3 separate regions of the Homo sapiens genome follow, and regions 1 and 2 are each linked to region 3. Evidence: chromatin loops called from intact Hi-C (ENCODE). Cell type or tissue: dorsolateral prefrontal cortex. All regions are shown on one strand.

Region 1 (8,000 bases), 300 kb before region 3:
CAAAGAAACTGAAAAAGAAGCTCTGTTTCATTAGGCATTAATTCCCTTTTTTTTGTTGTTGTTGAGACAGGGTCTCACTCTGCATGCTGGAGTGCAATGGCATGATCATGCTTCACTGCAGCCTCAACCTCCTGGGCTCAGGTGATCCCTCCCACCTCAGCTTCCCAAGTAGCTGGGACTACAGGTGTGTGCCACCACACCTGGCTAAATTTTTTTGTATTTTTTTATAGAGACGGGGTCTCGCTATGTTGCCCAGGCTGGTCTTGAGCTCCTGGGCTCAAGTGATCCATTCTCCTTGGCCTCCCAAAATGCTGGGGTTACAGGCATGAGCCACTGCGCCTCGCCAGTTTACTTTTTGATGTGATAAACAGTTCTGTTTTGGGGCTTAGTTATTCCCACAAGAAAAGAAAATTATATCCCTTGGTTCTCAGACCCATTTAAATTTAAAAAATTTAAAAAGTAAAAAATTATAGTTAATGAAGTAGGGAAATATTTCTTATCACTCTGGCTGTGAATAAAATAATAGTGAACATTTATTAGTAGTGATAATGTCTTCCACTTCTTTGATATTTCCCTTCTTTTAGGAAGTACTTCAGTACTTCCTAAACGCGAAAGATTTTTTTCTCTACCTGATTTTCCTATTAAATATGTAAAAGTTCATGGAATTTTATTTTCTCCTTAATTGTGTATAAATTTTCCCCATAGTATTTCTGAACATTCTTCTGAGCTTCTTAGTATTCCTGCTTCTTAAGGACTTATTCATCTAAAATAATAGTATAACCATCAAATGTCTATCTTACTTTGTTTACTTTTTTTAACGAAAAAGATCATTTTATTGATGAGCCTAGGAAAGAACATTTACAATCTGTGAAATACCTACTATTTAATCTTATTTCTTTTTTGTACAACGTTAAGTCTACGGTATAGACCTACTTATCTTTAAAAAGCAAAAGTTTTTTTTCCCTAGTTTGAAATATTTTGATCATAACAAAACTTTTTCCAGGATCTTCAGCCTGTTAAACAAGAAAACGAAAAACCCCTTCCAGAAAACATGGATGCATTTGAAAAAGTGAGAACAAAATTAGAAACACAGCCACAAGAAGAATATGAAATCATCAATGTGGAAGTAAGATATCTCATGTCTTTAAAAAAAAATTTTTGATATTACCAATCAAGATGCAAATGAGATACTTGGTGATTTAGAGACATAGTCCACATCAAGATTATACTGCTTTTGGCCTTTAAAATATGCTGAAAAACTTAAAAAGCAAAGATTTCAGAGATTGTGATCACAGAATGTGATCCTTTACATCTTTTAATAAATGTAAAGATCGAAAGTAAGATGAATTTTCAACTGTAATATATTAATTCTGGTTTTTGCAAACAATCAGTTCCGATTTAAAAAAAAAAAATTTCAAGAGACAGGGTCTCACTGTGTTGCCCTGGCTGATCTTGAACTCCTGGGCTCAAGCAACCCTCCCACCTCAGCCTCCCAAAGTGCTGAGATTATAGGTGTGAGCCACCATGCCCAGCACTGATTTAAAAATTTTTTAATCATTCTAAGGAGAAGTTCAAATGAAAGTAGTTCATACTTTGTTATTATTTGAAAATTACTTGATTGTTTTGTCTAAATTTTTTAATAAAAGGAATTCACTTTAAGTAGTATAATACCATGAAAGCCAAGTATCTGTTTAACCATTTTATGGTTATCACAGTCATAAATAGTCAGTCGAAATGAATTGAGGGCTGTGCGTGCAGTGGCTCACGCCTGTAATCCCAGCACTTTGGGAGGTCAAGGTGGGCAGATCACCTGAGGTCAAGAGTTCAAGACCAGCCTAGCCAACATGGTGAAACCCCATCTCTACTAAAAATACAAAAATTAGGCATGGTGGCAGGCGCCTGTAGTCCCAGCCACTCAGGAGGCCGAGGCAGGAGAATCACTTGAACTCAGGATGCAGAGGTTGCCCTGAGCCAAGATTGCACCACTGCACTCCAGCCTGGGTGACAGAGCAAGACTCTGTCTCAAAAAAAAAAGAAAAAATGAATTGAATTTTTCAATAAGATTGGAAAATTGAACCGCAATAGGTGAAAATCACATACATAGTAGAGTGGAAATAGTAGGTTAAGAATAAGGATCTCCAGATTCAAATTACGCCACCAACTAACAGATAATAAACGTAAGCCACTGAAATCATATCAACCAATCAATTACATTTAATATGTAGGCATTAGACAAGAACACTATTTATATTTGGGTAATATTAATTCTCTCAATTTCAAATTGTATTTGTCACCCTACAGCAGGTGAAATAGTTTGTGTTAAGTCAAGACTGTGTATAGTTGTTGGTGACAGCATATTTTAAAGGAAGGAGTCTCAGAAAGTTATAGACTGGGTTTTCAGGCTAGTCTGAGCCACAGTTTCCTCATCTGCATCATTTTGGATTGTCTTAAAGATGCCACTTGATTTCTGTTAATTGACTCCCACTGTACAGGTATCAGATGTTTCTAAAATGTAGCAGAAGTGGTTTGTACAGTTGTGAGAACTGACAGATTTTGTTATACCTTTTCTTTATTGCCTCTTGTATTTATGTATTAAAAACCCCTCTAGTGGTTATGAACATACGAAAACCATATCTTATCAACTACATTGTAAAAATGGTCAATTTTATATTTCATATGTGTTCATTCATATACTTCAACAGGTCTGTTTTTTATAAGAGTCTTCATTTCATCTTCATCTTGAATAGTCAGACTATGAAAAGGTTAATTAAATTATTATTAAGTAAACTGCATGTTTCTTTTGTCAGGTTAAACATGGTGGTTTTGTTTATTACCAAGAAGGTTGTTGCTTGGTTCGTTCCAAAGATGAAGAAGGTACACCACAATTTTTCTTTTTACGTGCTCTAATTTTCAGATTTCATATTTTTTATAGGAAATTTATTAATTTCTCAAAGATAGAGAAAAGATTTTTTTAAAGATTATTTCTGAATTTTTTTTTAATGACTAGTTTTTAATATCTGGGTTTGTGTAAGATATAGTTAGACTCAGAAGCTTTGGCAGGGAGAATGGAGACGGCATCCAGCATTTTTTGAGCATCTGCTGTGTCTTGGGTACTATGCTAGGCACTTGGCATATATTGTTGATTGTCATTTATATTCACTTACTTTCTAGGTTCTGTATGGTCTGTAAATACTAAACTAGACTATAACAATATCAAATAATGTCTCATAGGTTGATGCACAGAATAGTATTGAATAGTATAAGGTAATATTAAATAACTTATTGTCAGTTGATGTGCAAGTTAAGCTGCCATCATTGTTGAAAGAAGCTAGGATATGGCCTCTTACAGAATGGGAATTCTAATTTAAAACATTAAAATACAGTTTTAATTTTTTAAAGTACATCCTTTGAAGTTATCACTTTCGTATTTTTCTTTATACAGCAGACAATGATAATTATGAAGTTTTATTCAATTTGGAGGAACTTAAGTTAGACCAGCCCTTCATTGATTGTATCAGAGTTGCTCCAGATGAAAAATATGTGGCTGCCAAGATAAGAACTGAAGATTCTGAAGCATCTACCTGTGTAATTATAAAGCTCAGCGATCAGCCCGTAATGGAAGCTTCTTTCCCGAATGTGTCCAGTTTTGGTAAGCCACCAACCAAAATAGTCCTCTGTGTTGAAAGGCAACGGTAACACTTTTGAAACATTTTTTTGTCGCATGTGAGGGAGGGAGAAGGTGAATGCCTGATTCATGTATCCCTATGGACTATACATCTTCCTATGTACCTCTTATTCAGGAGACCTTCCCTTATTTAATTATATATCTAGATGGGTAATTTTAAAATACTCATGTTTTTAAAAGTGTTATAATTAGAGTCCATGTCATACAATATGTTTTGATTTATCAGAATTATTTGCCAAATTATTATCTAGAATAAATTTTTACACGTAAGTTGCATCTTAATATTTTATTCAACTTTAAGCTTGAATGTATTTTTTTAATTTCATGTTATCTTATAGAGCTGTTACAGCATAAAGTCACTACCAAAGAACTTGGTATGTGTTGAACTAACCTGTTTATCAATGGAAGCTGTGACATTTTTAGTAATAGAACTAACTTTAAATTTATCATTGAGTGGTACATATGTTACATTTTGTCCTCCCTTTTCATTTTCAGCCATCATTTTCTCCATTGTTTAACTAAATGTTGTTGCAGTGAATTGAAATTATACCCTAACTATTGAATTCTAAGACATATATTTTGTACATTTTATAACCTTTAAAATCATGGTGCATATTATACAATGATGACTTACAATCACTGTCAGCCAGGTGGCAGTCATGGTGTAATTGTGTGCAAACTTCTGTTGACAGCTTCTGGTGGGATCAAGAATCAGCATTAAATTGTGTTTGGTAGTTGGAGATATCCTGTGGCTTGAAAGCAGACAGAGAAGGTTTACACATGAGAGAAAGATGCAATATTCCTTCAGACTTACAGTTTCAAGTTGTAGATTGAGACGGAATTCACCTCCTAAAAGCAAATGTGACTTTACCAATGTCTTTCCTAAATATTGAGCATTTAGCTCTTATTTAGAAACCTGAGTACCCTGAGACTGATAACTACTTGAAACCTTGGAATGGTGTAGTAGTGGTTTATTCTCAGGAAAGCTCTCTGGCTTATATACAGCACAGATTAGATACAGTCAAATATTTAGATTTCCAGGGATAAACTTGCACATGTTCTCACTGGCATTCAAAATTAGAATGTGCTGTGCTTTTTTTTTTTTTTTAATGGAGTGTAGGTGATTATGTATAATTATCTCATTATTTTCTTTCAGAATGGGTAAAGGACGAGGAAGATGAAGATGTTTTATTCTACACCTTCCAGAGGAACCTTCGCTGTCATGACGTATATCGAGCCACTTTTGGTGATAACAAACGTAATGAACGCTTTTACACAGAAAAAGACCCAAGGTACTAGAATAATATAATTAAATCTTTCTCTCCAGAACCTTCCTCCAGTTATTTAAAGTACTGACTTTGGTTGACTTAAAACGTTTATTTTGGTTGGAACCAGGAATAATAAGGCTAAAACGATCATTCTTTTATTAGTTGTTTGTATTCAAAATTGGAGTCTGGTAATATTCAAAATCAGAGTAAATACAGATATATCACTAATATTTTATTAAAAACTGAAATTGATTTTGTGAATTACAACATAGTTCATTCATGTAAATTCATAAAGATGACCTAGAACTGCTAGATTGTGAACAGACTGAGTCTGTTTCACCTTTGCATCTTAATTGATAAGCAGGGTGCCAGGTTTGTATAGTGCTATTTAGTCAGTATCTATTGCTTAAATAAATGGTATATACTTAGATAGGTATCTCTCTTTCAAACTAAAACCCCTTGTTCCTGATGATTGTTGAGTACCTTTTAACCATTAAATTCTTAGTAATATATAGAAGAATTTAAAGTATGTGTTGCTACTAAATTATAAATTAAAACTAACTCAAAAATGTATTATTGTGCTAGGTGAAAAAATTAAATATATGCTATGGTTTCAATTGGGTATCAAGGAAAAAAGATGCATTTTTAAAAGATTGAAAGGAAATACACCCAAAGTACTAACAATGGTTTTTTTTTTACTTTTCTTTTTTTCTTTTTGTAATAAGCATTATTATTTTTATAATACATTTTAAATTTAAAAATAATTGTCGATAGAAATAATTGGAAAAAAAGATTAATGTCTAGTTCTTTATATTTCGTATATTCTCTTAGACACATTTTACCCTAGAGCCACTTGTGTTCTCACTTCCTGTAACCACATATCTAACAACTATTTGGTCAAGTAGTTTATTTTTAATTTGTCATCACCAAACTAAGCAAACAAAAATATATAAAAACAGCGAAGAAAGTGTTGAAAATAAAGAGCAAAGTAGGGTAGGGGACTTGCCCTACAATTATATATTAAAGCATATAAAGCAATAACAGTAAAAATAATACAAATTGATAGACAAATAATAGAGCTTAGAATAACTCTAAAACATAGATCCTAGTCTATGTGAAAATTTATATGATAAAAGGCATCACAAACTAATGAAAAATGAATCGGTGTTATTTTATAATGCAATGGGAAATACTATTTGGGAAAAAATAATTTTCATCATTGTATATGTCAGCATACATTCCTAAGAGATTTAAAGAACCCATTGAGAAAAATAATTTTTTAATAAGATGAAAATATAAGCTTTTTAGTCAGCTTGGTTGGAATATTTTTGAAACATAAAATCAATATAAGAAATTACAAAGGGTAGTAGCAGTCTCGATTACGTAAAATATTAAACTCAAGTCAAAAACCACAAAAACTATTGTAAATAGTTAAAATCTAGGTAACAAAATGGAGGAAAGTGTTTTCAACAAAAAGACAAGTTAATGTTCTTAATTTTTTTTTTTTTTTTTTGAAACAGAGTCTCACTCTGTCACCCAGACTGGAGTGCAGTGGCGCAATCTCAGCTCACTGCAACCTCTGCGTCCCAGGTTCAAGTGATTCTTCTACCTCAGCCTCCCAAGTAGCTGGGATTACAGGCACCTGCCACCATGCCTGGCTAATTTTTGTATTTTTTGTGGAGACGGGGTTTCACCATGTTGGCCAGGGTGGTCTTGAACTCCTGATCTCAGGTGATCTGCCAGCTTTGGCCTCCCAGAGTGCTGGGATTACAGTTGTGAGCCACTGTGCCCAGCCAATATTCTTAATTTTTAAAGAGCTATTTACATACTAATAATTTAAGCTACATTCAAAGTTTAAAATAGACACACATTTCACAAAAGAAATAACGATTGACAAATAAACATGGTAATGTGATCCAATACAGAAGAAATTTTACCAAACTATAAGCAGTTGTTATTTGGGGGCATTGGGATTCTTTACGTTTTTCAGTAGTTTCAGTATAAATTACTTTTATAATAAGGAAAAATATAAATATAACATTTAAAGCCACTCATTATGTTAGTATAGTGCTTCTAGGATATTATTTGATTATATTCATCAAGTCATAAAAATACACTTATTAAATTAGTATTTCCATTTCTAAAAATTTGTCTTGGGAAAATAATTGTGAAGATCATGGAAGGGGAAAATATCTTCATGAATATGTTTCTTGTTATATTGTTTATTATAATGAAACATTAAAATCTAAATTTTTAAGAATTATGATATATTAGGTAGCCATTAAACCTGTTATAATATTAGGTAGCCTTTAAAAATAATAATCACAAAGACTTTCAACTCATGTAGGGAGAAAATTGATATATGAAGTAAGAAATACAGAATCAAAAATTGTATCTATAATTACATCTATTTAAAGACACACATGAAATATAAATATAACTTAGAAGGAAAAATTTAAAAAGTAAAATAGCTATGTTAATGTTTTAAATGTGTTACGTTAGTAAGATTGTGAGGGGTTTTCTTCCTATTCTATTTTGTTGTAAAAACTGGGAGAAAGGAAAAAAAAATCCAAAATGCATGCAGAGAAAGAAGAAAATAAAAATAACTCCGTGTCCCTTTTATTCCCTATTTGTGTCTCCTATAGAAAGTTTATTTCCTCTTCTCAGCAAAAAGCTATGTTATCTACTCATGTGATTGAGAAATGACGTTTGTAGTTTACCTTGAAATGCATCCAAATAAAGATGGATTAATAGGTGCATAGATATGTAATAAAGTAAATGTAGCAAAATGTTAGCAATGATGGAATCAAGATGGTTTTTTCAACTTTTCTGTATTTTTGAAAAACATTTATGATAAAATGTTAGAAGTAAATTATTTTGAATGCCCTTTAGGAGAAAATGAGAAAAATAATAGCTAATTGTTAAAGTTACAAGTGATATTCACTAAGGAATTATTTTAATTTCCTATCTGCATTATAAATCAACATGTATACTGACCACCTCTGAGATACTGTCCTTAACAAGGTAGCATGCATCTGAAATAAACT
Region 2 (8,000 bases), 910 kb before region 3:
CTACTAAAAATAAAAATAAATAAATAAATAAGCTGGGCGTGGTGGTGTGCACCTGTAGTCCCAGCTATTGAAGAGGCTGAGGAAGGAGAATCACTTGAACCCAGGAGGCAGAGGTTGCAGTGAGCTGAGATGGAGCCACTGCACTCCAGCCTGGGTGATGGAAGGAGACTCCATCAGAGGGAGACTCCATCTCAAAAACAACAACAAGAATAACAACAATACAACCGAAGTTCTCACAAAGAGACAAGGGGGGAGTGTTGACACAGAAGGAAGAGCTAAACAGCTGCAGACGGAGGTGACACCCACTGAGGAGGGAGCAGCCTTCCCTGGAGGGACAAGGGGATATGTCACAATTCTATTTGTCTCTGATGGAGCTTTGGGAAAGGAGCACCACAGGGTTGGCCTGGATTATCCCCCAGAGCTCAGGGCCCCCAGCCACTCCCTTCCAAGGGACCCACATTCTCCCCTCCAACACACACTACCAGGGCTCCAGTCTCTCCGCTTTCCTGGAAGATGGAAGAGAGGAAAGCTTGGACTAGAACTTCTTACCCTATTGCAGGGGGACTTCAGGGGGAGAAAGAGGACTAGCAAGAATCCTATAACCTCAGGCCCTCAATTCCCTCAACTATAAAAATGAGGATGAAAATACTGATCTCCCAGGATGCTGCAAGGATGAAAAAAAAAATAAGCTGGTGTAAGAACCTAGGACATGGCTGGATGCCTAGAAAGCATTCAGTCATAAATTTTCACTTTCTTTCTCCTTCGCAGCTGTCTTTCTCATGTAAAGTTTTCACATTTTAGGCACTTACTATGGCTTTATGATAGAGACGGATTTTCCCCCAGGACATCCAGGGGATAGGGTGAGCATCTGGCTGCCCCTACCTGACTGACCCGGAGAGGTGGAGTTAGGTGTTCCCTGGGTCTGGAGAAAGGGAGAATTCTGGCATCAAGGGGAGAGTCTGACTCTGGGAGAGAACGGCCATGAAAAAAATGCCTGGAGCCAGGATCTTATCTACCTTCTCCAGCTTGTGTAGAAATCTAAGGGCTGGGTGCGGTGGCTTACGTCTGTAATCCCAGCACTTTGGAAGGCCAAGGTGGGAAGACTACTTGAGCCCAGGAGTTTGAGACCAGCTTGTGCAACATAGTGAAACCCTGTCTCTTAAAAAAATACAAAAATTAGCTGGGCATGGTGGTGTGCACCTTTTGTCCCAGCTACTCAGGAGGCTGAGGTGGGAGGACTGCTTGAGCCCTGAAGGGTGAGGCTGCAGTGAGCCATGATAATGCAACTGCACTGCAGCCTGGGTGACAGAGCGAGGCCCTGTCTCAAAGGAAAAAAAGAAATTTAAGACCCTAGCCCCTGAGGCCCTCCAGGATGCCAGCAGCTTTGCTGGGCTGGCCCTGTGACCCTGTCCCACAGCCAACTTGACCTACTCTTCCTGCAAACTACCAATCATGGTTTGTCTCATTACGTTGTTTAAATTCCCAGTCTCTCCTGACTTCCTCTCCCACCATGAACCTCTTTATCATAAGACAATCCAGGCTCAATCCCAAAGGACCGCAAACCGTTTCCAAAAACCCTGGGAAATTCATAGTTTTGGAGATTTCAGAAAGGTACCTATAATGGTCCGTATATTCTGTATTACATAACACCACCCAAGGGGGTCCAGAGCAGTACCTGTAATCCAACACATCAGCATTTCTGCAGTGAAACATCTGATATCTATGACAAGCAGGATAAATAAAGACTATAAATAGCTTCATACTGTTTAGGTCAGGTTTGGCTGCCAAATAGTTTTGGCAGCAAACATACCAAACAAACAAAAAACCCCAAAGCTTTTAGAATGATTGCATCTGTAGAGAAGAGAGTAATGGTTAGTATTTATGCTGCCTGAGAGAGAAGCAGGCAAGCAAAACTGTAGCTGAGAAAAGGAAAAGAGCCTGTGATGGCTCCTCTTAACCACTCCCCACCACCACCACCACCATCCTCTTTCCAGACCACCTGGCATTGGAACGCAGCCTCCCTTAGGCACCATGGTGGACTCTATAGAGCAATCGGCCACCTAACTAGCTTTGTACTTAAGGACAGAGACTTAGCCAGAATCTCGGTTTCCTTGTCTATTTAAATGGAAAACGAAGCAATTCCAAATATTCCTTTCACTGCTGACACTTGATACTCTTATCAATACATTCGCCCAAGCTGGCTGGCTATGCTGTCCAGAGCAAAGCAATGTCTTCACCATCAGACTGTGGAGCACCCCAGGAAACAGCTGTCCCTCTCAGCACCCAATGCTCTTTTGTACCCAGGTGTCTTTGGACACACACTTCCCAGTCCCTTGACTGTCCTTCCCTCCTCACTGGCCTGGAAAACTCATGCTTATCCATCAAGATTTGTTTCAAAGGCCCTCCTCGGGCTCCCACTTTGTCCATACCTCCATATGGCAGCTTCAATGATAATTTGTGTATTGTGTTTCTCTGCTTGCACTAAACTATAATCGCAGGGCCAGGGTCTAGGCTGCCATTGGCTGTCTCCAAGGTGTGGCAGCGTCAGGCATATGGAAGGCCTTCAGCAAGCCCTTGTGGAGAGGAGAGGGTACTAGCTCCGCATGGCTTCCCACCAGACAGCCTATCACCATGGAAGACAGCCCCACACTCCCGCTGTAGGAGACCTAGAGGCATCTATCTGCAAGACAAGAAGTTAATAGTGCCGAAGAAGGGAAATATTAGCATGAGACCTATTGCAAGTCCAGGTGGGCAGCCACGGGATCAAGTAGTAAAGCAAGAGAAAGGAGCTAGAAAGGTGACTCCAAATCCCACAGGCCAGGGTGGAGGGTCCTACCCACGCAAAATGGTGGACTTTGGTATAAGACAGCGCGCAGTCCCTCAAGAGGAGAAGCAGGCTATCCCGGTGGAAGAGGTGTTGCGAAAACTCGAGCAGAAAAGGACAGCGCGGCAGGGCAAGGCCCCCCACACCACCCACGTGCACTACCAAGGCCCGCGGTGCGGAGGGTTCGCATGCTATGCACCATCGCCGCGAGGTGGCAGCAAAAACCCGCCAGTGGCCCCAGAGCGCGCTGCTTTCCGCCTCCAACCTGCAGTGCTTTGCGCCAGGGTGCGCACAGCCAGCGCGAGGGGCGTCCGGCCGCGGAACCGCGGGGTCCAAGGCTGAGCACTGCTGCCAGGCTTCGGGGTCCTCGGAGGCCAAAGAGGGGACTTCCCTGGGTCTCTGGCTCTTGAGAGCTCCCAGACTGGAGTCTGGCAACTTCTTGGGGGCATCATGGAATCTAGCTATCCGACCTGCAGCCTTCCTCAGCTCTCCCATCCCTGGGGGAACGGGTCCACCATACTCCTGCCTCCCCGCTGGCCCGGCGTGAGGGGTTGCGTCCTGGACTCTTCTGCGGGGACAGAGCCCTAGTCCGCCTACATCCTTCACCACATACCTCCTGCTCCTACCCACCGCTCCCGCCAGCACGCGAGAGCGGGTCTGGAAGCTGAGGCTTCCCTCCCTGTCCTGCTCCTGGGTACCTGCCACACACGCGCCCACACAGTCGGAGACAGTTGCGGGCGTGGAGTCACCCAAAGGCCACGCACGCAGACACGCACTGGCACAGATGCGCCCTGGTCGCACCTACACTCCAAGCTCGCTAGGAGCAGATGTGAAAGGCCCAGGGGTGCAATGTGCAATGGAAGAATCGCAGGACTAGGGGCCGAGAAACTTGAGTTTGACTTTGACTCACTCCATTTCTCTGGGTCTCTAAACTCTCGCGTGTCCAATAACAAGATCGCCAAGCTGCCTGGAAGCCGACGCCTCCTCTGCGTGGAAGCGCCGCGGCAGCCCGGAAAAGCCTCTCTGAATGTCCCAAAAGGGCAAATGGAACATTCCCGCGCTGGGTTGGCTTGACCCCTGGAGACCGAGGCAAGGAGGTCGCGCGAAAACGGTGTGCAGGAGGCTGCGCGCACTGAAGTTTCGCAGAGCCTGCGAAGACTCAGGGGTTCGGAGGCGCGCGCGTCCTGGGTCCCTTGCGACACTTCTGACCCTCGGTACCCTTCTCACGGGCCACGCTTCCACTCACCCAGTGCGCTGCTCTCCTCGGGTCACCCCAGTTACTCCTGGAGGATTTGGAGCCTGGGACTCGAGCTTTCACCGTCCTCCCGCACCCCAGTGCCAGCTGTTATTGTGCAGTAGAACAAAGGCCGAAATGGGTGGGTATGGGAGGAGACCTGGCCCTACAGGACTCCCATTCTGGTAGGGAATGGGTTTTGGAACAAAGTGCAAGGGTTTGATTGGTTCGCGGCGTCCACCGACAGACCCCTCTAAGGAGCACGTGTGAGCACGTGAATTGTGAGCGCACAGGAAGCTGAAGGTCGGAGGGCAGCCTATAAGGTCTGCAGCTGGTCATCAAGTCCTCACCATTCCTCCTTGGAAATGCCTTTAACCCATTCTGGCGTCTTAGCTCAGTCCTGCCTATTGGAATAGTTTCCTAGGGGCCTTCCTGTCTACAGCCTCACTGCCCCCGACTACAGTCCTTAAGCAGGACACTGGATATTACCACTTAAGCTTTCATACAGTTTTTTTGTTTGTCTGTTTGTTTGTTTGTTTGACTGTTTTGAGACGGAGTCTCCCTCTGTCTCCAGGCTGGAGTGCAGTGCGGCAATCTCAGCTCACTGCAACCTCCGCCTCCTGGGTTCAAGTGCTTCTTGTGCCTCAGCCTCCCGAGTGGCTGGGATTACAGGCATGTGCCACCACCCCCAGCTAATTTTTGTATTTTTAGTAGAGACGGGGTTTCACCATGTTGGTCAGGATGGGCTCGATCTCCTGACCACGTAATCCGCCCGCCTCGGCCTCCCAAAGTCCTGGGATTACAGGCGTGAGCCACCGCGCCCAGCCACTTTCATACAGTTTTATTTGGCTCCCCAGTACCCATGGGATCAAGGCCACACAACTTGCCTGATCTTGTAATTAATCCCTACTCCCTCTTCCCTCAGAATCAATTACCAACCTCTCAAAAACCCATGGGCCCCACACTACAGTACTCCCGGCGGGCCAGCCACACTGCACTGCTCCCCACTGGACCTGACACCTCCTCCATGCCTTCCCACCTGCCATTCCTGCCTAGAATCTCCTCCACTCAATCCGATTCATCCTTCTGGGTCAGTGCCATCTGCTCAGAGAACTCAGAGAAGCCCTCTCTATCCCCACCGCCAAAGTTGTAGTAATTAATTGCGAAGTTGACACTCCGGGAAACACTGTGTGCAACTCCACGGGGTTGGTTTGTTTTTAAGTGGTGACCTCAACTGTCCCTCCTACTGGATCGTGAGAAACTTGAGGACAGGGCTCAATTGTGCTTGTCCCTCTCCCCTCCATTCTTCGAGAACTTAGTTGATATTTCTGCATCATGCTCACAAGCACTGGACAAGCCCCCGGGCTCATCTGCAGGTAGACTTGTCACCCGCACAAGGTAAATATTTCTCTTGCAATTCATGAGAATCTGCACAACAGTCTCACTGCACACTCAACAACGTTCACATGTATCCACACACTTCACATCCTCGATTCCCAGGCCCACTGGGAAGTGCTGGTGGTTTAAGCGGAGGCCGGTCCGCTGTGGGAGCGGAGGCCCCTGAAATCCCCGCTCTTTCTCCTGGCTTGGTAGGTCTGCCTGCACGTAGCTGCTTGCTGAGCGCTTGTCTCGCGTCTGGTCCTCCTAGGCAGCGCGTAGGAGGCGCGTTCCTGCAAAGTCCTAGTGCAGGTGGCGGGAGCGATGGCGCGCCCAGAAGGGCAGAGCCCAGGGCCGCCCGCTCCCGGTCCTATCCCACTCCCTTCTCCCGCTTTTGCCTCATCTTGCGTGCCCAGAGAGGCGTCTCAGAAAAGTATTTCCCCCGCTATCGGGAGCGCACGGCGAGGAAGACAGAGAAGGTCATCGAGTGTGTTGGTGTAGCCGGGTGAAGGTGGAGGTTGGCTGTGTGACAGTGGCCAAATTATGGCCCTCTCTGAGCTTCCGTTTCACCTCCCGGTATAAGCGTAGCCGCTTCAGCTCAGACACACAGGGGAAAGGCAGCGGTGGCCGGGGCCTGGGTTCCGTGCGCCCGCACATGTACAAGTGTCCGTCGGTCCTCTGTCCTTCCTCCCAGTCGGGCCTGGCCAGGCGGCGCCAGTGTGTCCCGGGCGAGGTAGGGGCAGGCAAAAGGCGGCTGCGCCTGTCCCGGGCTGCAGAGGGAGAGGCGCATACGCAGGGAATTAGCAGCGCTTCCAGTCGTTAAGGGGCCTTGCTAAGATATTCTGTTGAATGGCGGCAAATTAATTATTATGGTAAATATCGCAAAATCCAACAAACCAAAGGCAGTGCGGGCCCAGCCACAGGCCGGGCCATCGCCTGAGGCAGCCCAGCCCCGCGGGAACCGGGTGCGGAGAAAGACGGCGCGGCTGCAGGACCAGGGCATCAGGCTGGGAGAGGCCGGGGCTTCGGCCACAGCGCCTCCCAGCGGCCTGAAAGAAGAAAGACGGAGTCCGAGCCTGAGAGGTGGGGACAAAGGCCCAGCGAGAGAGCGCCGCGAAGGCCGGAGGGCGGAGCGGGGACCAAGGGGCGCGCTCCCCACCGGGCCACGTCCGCAGATCCCGGACCCCTGCCCCGGGGGCCGCGTCCCCCACGCCCCGCCGCGCTCCCCCTCACGTCTGGACCCTGCCTTGGTCCCTCGGACCTCCTGTTTCGGTTCCTGGGCCCCGCACACTCTTCCTGCCTGCAGGGATCCGAGAAGTCCCCAGGGAACTCGCCCCTCCTGCCAAGCCTCATCTTTTCAGAAAAAAATAAAAATAAAAAATAAAAGATAGAGAACAGCCAGTGCCTGGCTGGTCTGTAGCTCCTCCAGCCACACAGCCATTTCCATCCTCAGGCAGAGAGGGCCTCCACCCTGACTGAGCCTGCCGTGAGCAGCCTGGCGGGGCTGGAGTGTAGGCAGAGCCTGGCACATGCATGTGTGTGTGACTTGCCTGTGCTCTCCTTTCTTGCCAGCACATTCTGTAAAGGTCCTCGACGTCTTGACGGGTTAGACTCCTGCAGGTTAAAGCCCTTTTCTTTTCCAAAAAGAGTGTGTGTAGAAACCAGTTAGAGTCGTGGTTTTATTTGTAAAAAGTGGGGAGTCGTTGCTAGGAGTGGAGATATGCTTCTGTCCCTTGCGGCATCCCTGAGCAGAAGTGGGTGGTTGCCTATGCCCACTGTAGAAGGCAGAGGGGTGTGTGTGTGTGTGTGTGTGTGTGCATGCAGAGCAGTGACTGTGTGTGTCTTACGAATGGAATCATATTGGGGGCATCTCTAAGAGTGTGTAGTGTGAGGGGAAAAGCTGCCCCTGAGTCCAGGGAAGGGAGGCATGGGAAGGTGGGTGCTTTCTTGGGTGGGCCTCTTCTGGGCAGAGGAAGCTGCATGACCTCCCCAGCCCACAAGGGGAATGGGTGCTGTTGGGCCCCAAACTGCTGTGCACCCCCAGTATTCGTCCCACTTCCCAAGTCCAGCCGGCCACAAGTCAACGTGCTCCCCTAGGCGCTTTCTTGGAGAAGGAATTGCTCTCCTGCTGCAATGGCACCCTCTCCCCAACCAGCCTTGGCCCTCCCCCTGCTTAAGCCTGGGAAGCTGCTCCCCATCTTCCCTCAGACCCTTCCGGCTCCCGCCCCTTCCCTGTTCTCTCCTCTCCTCACTTTTTGTTTCAACTCCCTCTCCTTTCTCTCCCTTTTCCTTTTGCCTTTATCCTCACTCTATAATTTATAGCCCTCTTCTTCACTCTCCCTTCTTGCTCTGCAGAACAGCATAACATGGGCGTTTAGGGGTGGATTGTAACACAGAGGCCTCTGTTTACCTGCTCACTCCCAACAGCAGGCATGCTTCTCTCAAGGTGCTTATCTAGTTCCCTACCTATCTTCTTTGGGCCCTAGCCTAGTGTGTGTGTGTGTGTTTGTGTGTGTGTGTGTGTGTGTGTGTGTGTGTGCGTGCAATGAATGGGTGGTCTGTGAG
Region 3 (8,000 bases):
ACGTTGATGTCCCTTATAAAACCCAAGGCCAGAGGTGAACATTCACCCAGATGCAGTTACATGGGAGCAGATTCCATCTATTTTCTTGGCATGTTACAATTTTATTTGGCATAAAGTAGTTATGGGGATTATAATGTGCTTCAAGAACTGGCCTTTTGAAAATAGACTGGATTTAAGCTATTGCTCTATGGGACATGGTGTTAGGTTTTTGTTGTCATTGTTGTTTGTTTTGGGACAGGGTCTCACTCCATCACCCAGGCTGGAGTGCAGTGGCACGATCATGGCTCACTGCAGTCTGGCCCTCCCTGGCTTAGTTGATTCTCCCACCTCAGCCTTCCAAGTAGCTGGAACTACAGGCAAGCACCACCACACCTGGCTAATTTTTTGTACTTTTTTTTTAGAAATGGGGTTTCGCCATGTTGCCAGGCTGGTCTCAAACTCCTAGGCTCAAGCAATCCTCCCACCTTGGCTTCCCAAAGTGCTGGGATTACAAGTGTGAGCCACAGTGCCTGGCCTCTATGGGACATGTTTTTAAATGAACTACATGGCTTTGATATATTTGGGAAAACCTATTGGACAATATGATCGGTCCTGTGTGACCTTCAGTAGGTCCTTTCCCCATTGTGGGTCTCAACAACTGATATGGTTCGGCTACATCCCCACCCAAGTCTCATCTTGAATTGTAGCTCCCATAATTCCCACGTGTTGTGGGAGGGACTCACTGGGAGATAATAGAATCATGGGGCTGGTTTCCCCCATACTGTTCTCATGGTAGTAAACAAGTCTCACAAGATCTGATGATCTTATAAGGAATTTTCCCCTTTTGTTTGGCTCTCATTATCTCTTGTCTGCCGCCATATAAGATGTGCCTTTCACCTTCCACCATGACTGTGAGGCCTCCCCACCCACGTGGAGCTGTGAGTACATTAAACTTCTTTTTCTCTATAAATTACCCAGTCTTGGGTATGTCTTTCTCAGCAGCATGAAAACGGACTAATGCAACAACTTTATGAAGAAAGTGGGGGAGTTATTTTGATGATCTCTAAGCTTTTCGAGATTTGTTCTTTTTCCTTAGGGACCCAAGTATTACTAAAACTAAAGTGCAACCTCCCAACTCTGCTACCCGTGCACACATGGTTGGAGCTGCAAGACCAGGTTTTCCTCCATCCCTTTCCCTGAGTGAGGAATATGGTGAGAAGGAGGGAAAGGGCATTGGGGGTGGGAGCGTGGTCACTTCTCTAAATCCAGGACCAAGAGACCAAGGGCACTGAGAGGCAGAGCCAAGGCCCATTCTTTGTTTCCTCATCTGAGCCAGGCTAAGTTGGTGGAAATTGGGGGCAGAGGAGAGAGGATGGACAAAGGGGACATCTGAATTTTATCCCCCTTTCCCTGATTTCCTTCTTGCAGGTCTGTGCCAGGCGGGAGACAGTCTGTGGATGATGGTCTCACCTCTACATGTGCTCCTGTTGGGGAATTTCTCTCTTTTTCCCAATGATATCTTACTGTGACATTTACGGGAGGAGAGAAATGGTCTCTGGAAGCATAAGGAAAGGGAGGGTCTGACTGTGCCCCAGAAATGTCCTGTGGCTACGTGTCCAGGAGAGCAGGTTCTCAGTTTTAGCTTTCTCCATCCATCCTCCCCCTTCACTCTCAGTGTGCTCCAGAAGTTCCACCTTAGGCCAGGTACGGTGGCTCATGCCTGTAATCCCAGCACTTTGGGAGGCCGAGGTGGGTAGATTAACTGAGGTCAGGAATTCAAGACCAGCCTGACCAACATGGTGAAACTCTGTCTCTACTAAAAAAAAATACAAAAATTAGCTGGGCATGGTGGTGGGTGCCTGTAATCCCAGATACTTGGGAGGCTGAGGCAGGAGAATCGCTTGAATCCGGGAGGCGGAGGTTGCAGTGAGCTGAGATTGCACCTTTACACTCCAGTCTGGGCAACAGAGTGAGACTCTGTCTCAAAAAAAAAAAAAAAAAAGAATTTCCACTTTAAAGAGAGTCAATTACTTTTAGTCAGTTCTCAAAAGACCAAATCCTACCACTTAAATGTGACCCAGGTAGGAGAGAGACATTGCCTTGATTTTCACAGCTTTCCCCTGGCTCATCTCTGACCCCAAGGTGCTCTGTGTTCACTGGGCTGATTTTGCTTCAAAGTTTCAGCTTCTCTTTGTCGTTTCCTCAGCCAGCCCTGTGCCCTCCCTCTTTTCGTCCCATCTCCTCAGTCCCCCCGTTGTGTAGCCTTTACACAGTCTTCTCTGGTCTAATCTAATCTCCAACAAGCTGCCTCTTTTGCTCCTTTCTCTCTCCACAAACCTAATATATCTTGATGTGTCAACCTTTGGGCCACTGAGGCTGTGCTGACCTCTTCGGGGAGCTTGGCTTTTGTCCTACTAGGTAACCCCCTCTCCTGGGAGCTGTACCAACCTATTTTTCATCACATTTGAGCCTGGTTTTCTAAAAAAAAAAAAAAACCTAGACAGGCAGGCAGCCCACGCTGACTAAAGCTATGAACATCTCTCCTTTCTTAAGGGGTCTTTCTCCCTCCTCTCTGCCTGTCTGGCAAGAGCCAGCAGCCAGAGGTGGGGGTGGAAACCTCAGTTACCATCACATCAGCTGGATAATAGTTCTATAGATGCTGGACATGCCGACAAAGGGGCAAAGTATTCTGTATCATAGCATTTTTATTATATTCTATTATAATCATGTATCTTTCTATCATAATCAGGTATCATGCATAATCATGTAGCTGTCATATTTGTCTTAGTTTGCTAGGACTGCCCTAACAACATACTACAGTCTTGGGGGAGGGGGAATGCTTAAGCAACAGATACTTATTTGCTCACAGTTCTGGAGGCTGGAAGTCCAACGTTGAGGTGTCAGCAGGTTTGGTTTCTTCCGAGACCTCCACTCGTGGCTTGCAAATGTTGACCCGATTGCTGTCTCCTCACTTGGTCTTTCCTCTGTGTGTGATTCTGTGGTATCTTTTAGTCCAAATTTCCTCTTACAAGGACATCAGTCAGACTGGATTAGGCCACCTTCTAATGGCCCCACTTTAACTAAAGGCCCTGTCTCCAAATACCATCACATTCTGAGATACTGGGAGTACCTCAAATTTCCCAGTAGAAAATTTATAGGGGACAGAGTTCAGCCCATAACAATATTATTCCCCAATTCCATCATCGACTTACACTGAAGTCAGAGCAAAAAAGATCAGTCTCAAATTGCAGTGTGTGGGATTTCAGCTAGATGTAAGAAAGGTTCAGGCACTCCCAAATGGAGACCCTGGGAGTGGGATCTCAAATGGGAGAGGGGAAGGAGGGTAAAGATGAAAGCAGGCATCCTAGAAAACATAATACATTTCCAATTAGTTGATACCCTTTCTAAAAGGAGGAGGCTAAGCCAGATGATTTCTGGATCCCAACATTAATTTATTCAATCAATCACTCATTTAGCAGACATTCACTGAGCCTCACCACGCAGCAGGCACAGGAATCCAGAAGCAAGTCCTTGAAGGTTCTTGCCCTTTAGAGAACTTGTACTTATTGGTAAACCCTGGGTAGGATGGGAGGAGGGCAGGGGCAGCCAAAAGAAGAAGGGTGAAGAATGCTCTGAGGCGTGAACATTAATGAAAACACAGACCCCAAGCCCAGTGGTCAGCCCAGGCTTGTACATTTCTTTCCTGGCACTTAGCAGTGTTTCCTGGCACTCAGCAGTGCCCACACCCAGAGTAGAACCCTCTGTTTTTTTTTTTTTTGTTTTTTTTGTTTTTTTTTTTTGAGACAGTCTCGCTCTGTCATCCAGGCTGGAGTGCAGTGGCATGATCTTGGCTCACTGCAACCTCCGCCTCCCAGGTTCAAGTGATTCTCCTGCCTCAGCCTCCCGAGTAGCTGGGACTACAGGTGCGCACCACTACACCCCGCTATTTTTTTTTCTATTTTTTTTTTTTGGTATTTTTACTAGAGACAGGGTTACGCCATGTTGGCCAGGCTGGTCTAGAACTCCTGACCTCAGGTGATCTGCCCGCCTCGGCCTCCCAGAGTGCTGGGATTACAGGCATGAGCCACCACACCCCACCAGACCCTCTATTTGATAATAGGTTGCATAAAGCGTAACCTCAAGTTTCAGACATCCTGAAAGACCTCGAACCTTGGGCCAGCCCAAGAAAGCTGGAGACATTTCTCACCCCCATACGGGGACAGGCAGGTGGGAGGAGGGTGTGGCTGGCAGCCCAGTGGAGTCACCATAGCCACAAACCATGAGGTTTGGGATCAAGTGGGCCCTAACCCTGATCCCACTGCAGCTGCAGGAGACAGGCAGGCGTTCCCTGTTCTCACATCAGACACTTCTGGGGCCTTCCACTGAGGATCGGTCACACCCTCCCTGGGGAGCCCACTGGAGGCCCCTGGGAACTGCTCAGGAGTGTGTGGCTACTGCCAGCAGAGGCCGGGCTGCCAGGGCTGGCTGCTTCCCTCTAGAAGGAGCCGGAAGCTTCCATCTAGAAGGTGAGCCTGCCATCTAGCGTCCCAGTCTGGGCCGCGCAGGGACAAAGGAGCTTTCCCTGCACTGTCGTGTTGGTCACATTCAGCCCCACGGCATATTTAACTGCTGCCCACCTTCTCCCCACCATCGTGAGGTGAGAGCAAACCACCCTCGTTTCAGGGTGAATTTGATTTTTAGAAACAGCTGAAAGTCGTTCTAAGCCAAATGGTTATTGGTGGGAATTCAAAGAGTTTCCCCTGTGGCTTACAACTGTCTAAAGGCAGGTGACTATTTTCAAGTATTTATATATATATATATATATATATATATATATATATATATATATTACATATAATAATATCTATTATATTATATATTAATTATTAACTCTAATATATATATTAGAGTTTCGGGAGCAATTAAAAGTCTCATTGTTTTCATGCCAACAGTGTATACCATGGAACTCAATGTTTTCATACAGAACTTAAAGTACATCTTCCTCTTAGAAATGAGTGTAAGTGCTATCTTTTCCATGCAGACCTAACTTCTACAGGAGAGGAAGAATGGTCTGATTTATTCGGCTGCTGAGGGGAGAGTTATCCACACTGAGCCGGGGATGGAGCCTGGGATAGAGTTAATAATCGAGATATATATAAATAAAATATATCCTGGACCTTCGGAGTTAAGCATTTAATCCAGCAATTGGGCCCTGCCTTTGGGACTGTTTGTCCCAGGGCTTTTTGGGGAAGACTTAGATCTAGGAAAGGGCTAATGGAGGGACATGGAACAGGAGATCAGCTCTGTCCCTGCTCCTCAAAGAAGGGCAACTGCAGGAGGTATGCAGCCCAGTGCCCAAGCCAAGGGTGGCAAAGGACGTGGAGCTCATCTGAGGATACAGGGAAAAGCACCAGAAAGTCAAAGCCACAGTCCCAGATATTTGTTTCTGGTGTGAGTGGCTGAATGCTGCTGCTTCCCTGGAGAAGAGCAGAAATCCAGGGCCCCAGAATGAGCCTGACCGGGGTAGGGTAAGGGGGTGGACAAAGGGAGCCCTCCCCAAACTAATGATGATCTCTGGAGATCAGGCCTCAGTTCCTGAGCAGCCTTGAGTTCCCTGTGTCCTGGGAAGGCCTTGCTGCTACTCCTAGAGCCCCTTTTTTCCTGGAGCAAAGGGTAGACCCCTCTACTAGGATCCTTGCTGACTTCCACCTTATCTGAGCACAAAGAGTTGCCTTCGGTTAGAGACTAGGATTTAGGTGTGGCCACTTTGGGGAGGGTGGATTAATCTTTTTAACATGGAAAGAGGCCAAGAAAACAGGGCCCTCATTTGGCCTTGAGAGCCTGGCAACTCCACTATTCCCTTTGATTAGCAAAATTCTAGAGCTCGAAGAATACCAGATAATATATGCAGAAGGAAGAAAAAAAATTTTTTTTTTTTGAGGCAGAGTCTCACTCTGTCGCCAGGCTGGAGTGCAGTGGCACGATCTTGGCTCACTGCAACCTCTGCCTCCTGAGTTCAAGTGATTCTCCTGCCTCAGCCTCCCGAGTAGCTGGGACTATAGGCGCGTGCCAACACACCCAGCTAATTTTTGTATTTTTAGTAGAGATGGGATTTCACCATGTTGGCCAGGATGGTCTCGATCTCTTGACCTCGTGATCCGCCTGCCTCAGCCTCCCAAAGTGCTGGATTTACAGGCATGAGCCACCGTGCCTGGCCTGAAAAAAATTTTTTTAAATCACTAAGACTTGAAATGACATAATGGACTTAGGTCACAATCAACAAATGCTAAAATCATCAGGTGAAAGGTTAATGGAGAACTTTATGGGATGATGCTACCTAAACCCATTGATCAATCCTATTAGTATTAAAAGTGAAAAAAAAGATATTAATATTATATGTCTCACAGTAATGCCACCCTAGAAAGTATAGGTGCCTAAAAACATTGACCTTGAATCTAATCAAGGCCCAGATATAACTATCAGTTTACAGAAAATATGGAGGATGGAAGAATATGTTAACCACTCCACAGTGAAGCAGACAGATACGGAACTTAAGACATTATACAGAACAAATTACCTGATTCCCTGTCAAATCAGTGACAAGGGTGAACTGCTTCAGAATAAAAGAAACGAAAAAGACACAACCATATGCAATATGTGGAGTTTTAAAAAACAACTGAAAAAAGATGTCTTTGAGATAATCAGGTAATTTGAATATGGATTGAGTTTAGATGATATTGAGGAATTGTTCTTTTTTTTAAGTAAACAATGACATTGTGAAATGTATTAAAAAGTCTTATCAATTACAGATTAAAACTTAAGTGTTCCAAACGAAATGTCAAACTACCTAATATTTGCTTTAATATACACTAGAAGGAAAAAAGAGTTGGGGGAGAGGAAGCAAGATTGGCCAAATGTTGATAATGATTGAGGCTGGGTGATGGATACATGGAGATTCTTTTTATTCTGATTTTTTGAGTATATTTAGAAATTTCCATAACACACACACACACACACACACACACACACACACACACACACACTCTTCATGGTGCCCTTGACCCTCATGCAGATCATGGTTATTTCATATTATGTAAAATTCAGCCTCAGTCTGGTGTCTGAGAATAGGAAGACTTATAGAGAAGAGGCAAGAAATATCTTTGGGGAAGTTTGGGAGATTCCTTCCTTCAAACACTTTAGATTTGAAAAGACAACTGCGAGAACAGAGAAACGAAGGCACGTGTCGCACTGACACACCCACAGAGGCACATGCAAAATCACACACACATAACCTGACCCTCACACAGACCCTAGCACACCCACCAGGACCTGTGAGAGTGTCCAAATGCCCACAGGGCATGAGAACACATTCTCTTCCCAGCCGGTGCTGAAATATAAATCCAAATAAAATCAAATGAGGGCCTGGCGTGATGGCTCACACCTGTAATTCCACTTTGGCAGGAATGCCACTCCACTTTGGGAGGCTGAGGTGGGCGGACCACTTGAGGTCAGGAGTTCGAGACCAGCCTGGGCAACCCTGTCTCTACTAGATATACAAAAGTTAGCCGGGCATGGTGGTAGGTGCCTGTAATCCCCACTACTTGGGAGGCTGAGGCAGGAGAATCACTTGAACCTGGGAGGCAGAGGTTGCAGTGAGCTGAGATCGCACCACTGCACTCCAGCCTGGGTGACAGAGGGAGACTCTGTCTCAAAAACAAACAAACAAATAAATAAACAAATGAATTCAGTAGCACTGAATATTAACGCATGGCTATATAGAGGAAATGAAATGAAAACAAAACGCTCAAAAATCATCCTAGGATTCCTGGAACATCTGTATTTACTTGAGGATAAAGTTTAAGGTTATCTCAAAAAAAAGCATCAAAAGAAAAAAAGATGATAGTATTTGGCTTTCTTGTCCTTCATTCATCTCACACCTCACATTTCTCCTAGGAGTGCTCATCTAAACTAAGCCTCACTCAGTGCCTACATACTAAATCACCCCCAATTCTTTCTCTCTA

Evidence for each region. Peaks named below come from ENCODE experiments on the same cell type or tissue, not always from the same donor. Only the 100,000 strongest peaks of a DNase experiment are listed, where the experiment ranks them.
Region 1: a loop joins it to region 3, with 2.5 times the contacts of the local background. A loop is called at or near these places in 25 of 110 quality-filtered maps.
Region 2: a loop joins it to region 3, with 6 times the contacts of the local background. A loop is called at or near these places in 63 of 110 quality-filtered maps.

The regions. Positions count from the first base shown.
Region 1 is chr2:44,339,394-44,347,393 of GRCh38, reverse strand. It overlaps PREPL (prolyl endopeptidase like), which reads left to right. Exons shown (of 14, transcript NM_001171613.2): 2 at 1,004-1,126; 3 at 2,808-2,874; 4 at 3,443-3,649; 5 at 4,842-4,977. The coding sequence starts at 1,052. Among named protein-coding and RNA genes, the nearest start is that of PREPL, 18 kb to the left of the region's middle. In dorsolateral prefrontal cortex, CTCF peaks have their summits at 4,133 and 4,334; no DNase peak of the experiment used is centred here.
Region 2 is chr2:44,950,842-44,958,841 of GRCh38, reverse strand. No RefSeq gene overlaps it. Among named protein-coding and RNA genes, the nearest start is that of SIX3-AS1, 13 kb to the right of the region's middle. RefSeq lists silencers at 2,949-3,138, 6,576-6,625 and an enhancer at 3,009-3,715. In dorsolateral prefrontal cortex, CTCF peaks have their summits at 3,033 (motif pointing right), 6,287 and 6,486 (motif pointing left); DNase peaks (open chromatin) are centred at 3,041 and 6,461; H3K4me3 peaks cover 2,854 bases; H3K27me3 peaks cover 7,569 bases.
Region 3 is chr2:44,040,881-44,048,880 of GRCh38, reverse strand. No RefSeq gene overlaps it. Among named protein-coding and RNA genes, the nearest start is that of LRPPRC, 49 kb to the right of the region's middle. RefSeq lists an enhancer at 4,578-4,627. In dorsolateral prefrontal cortex, CTCF peaks have their summits at 4,325 and 4,525; a DNase peak (open chromatin) is centred at 4,490; H3K27ac peaks cover 622 bases.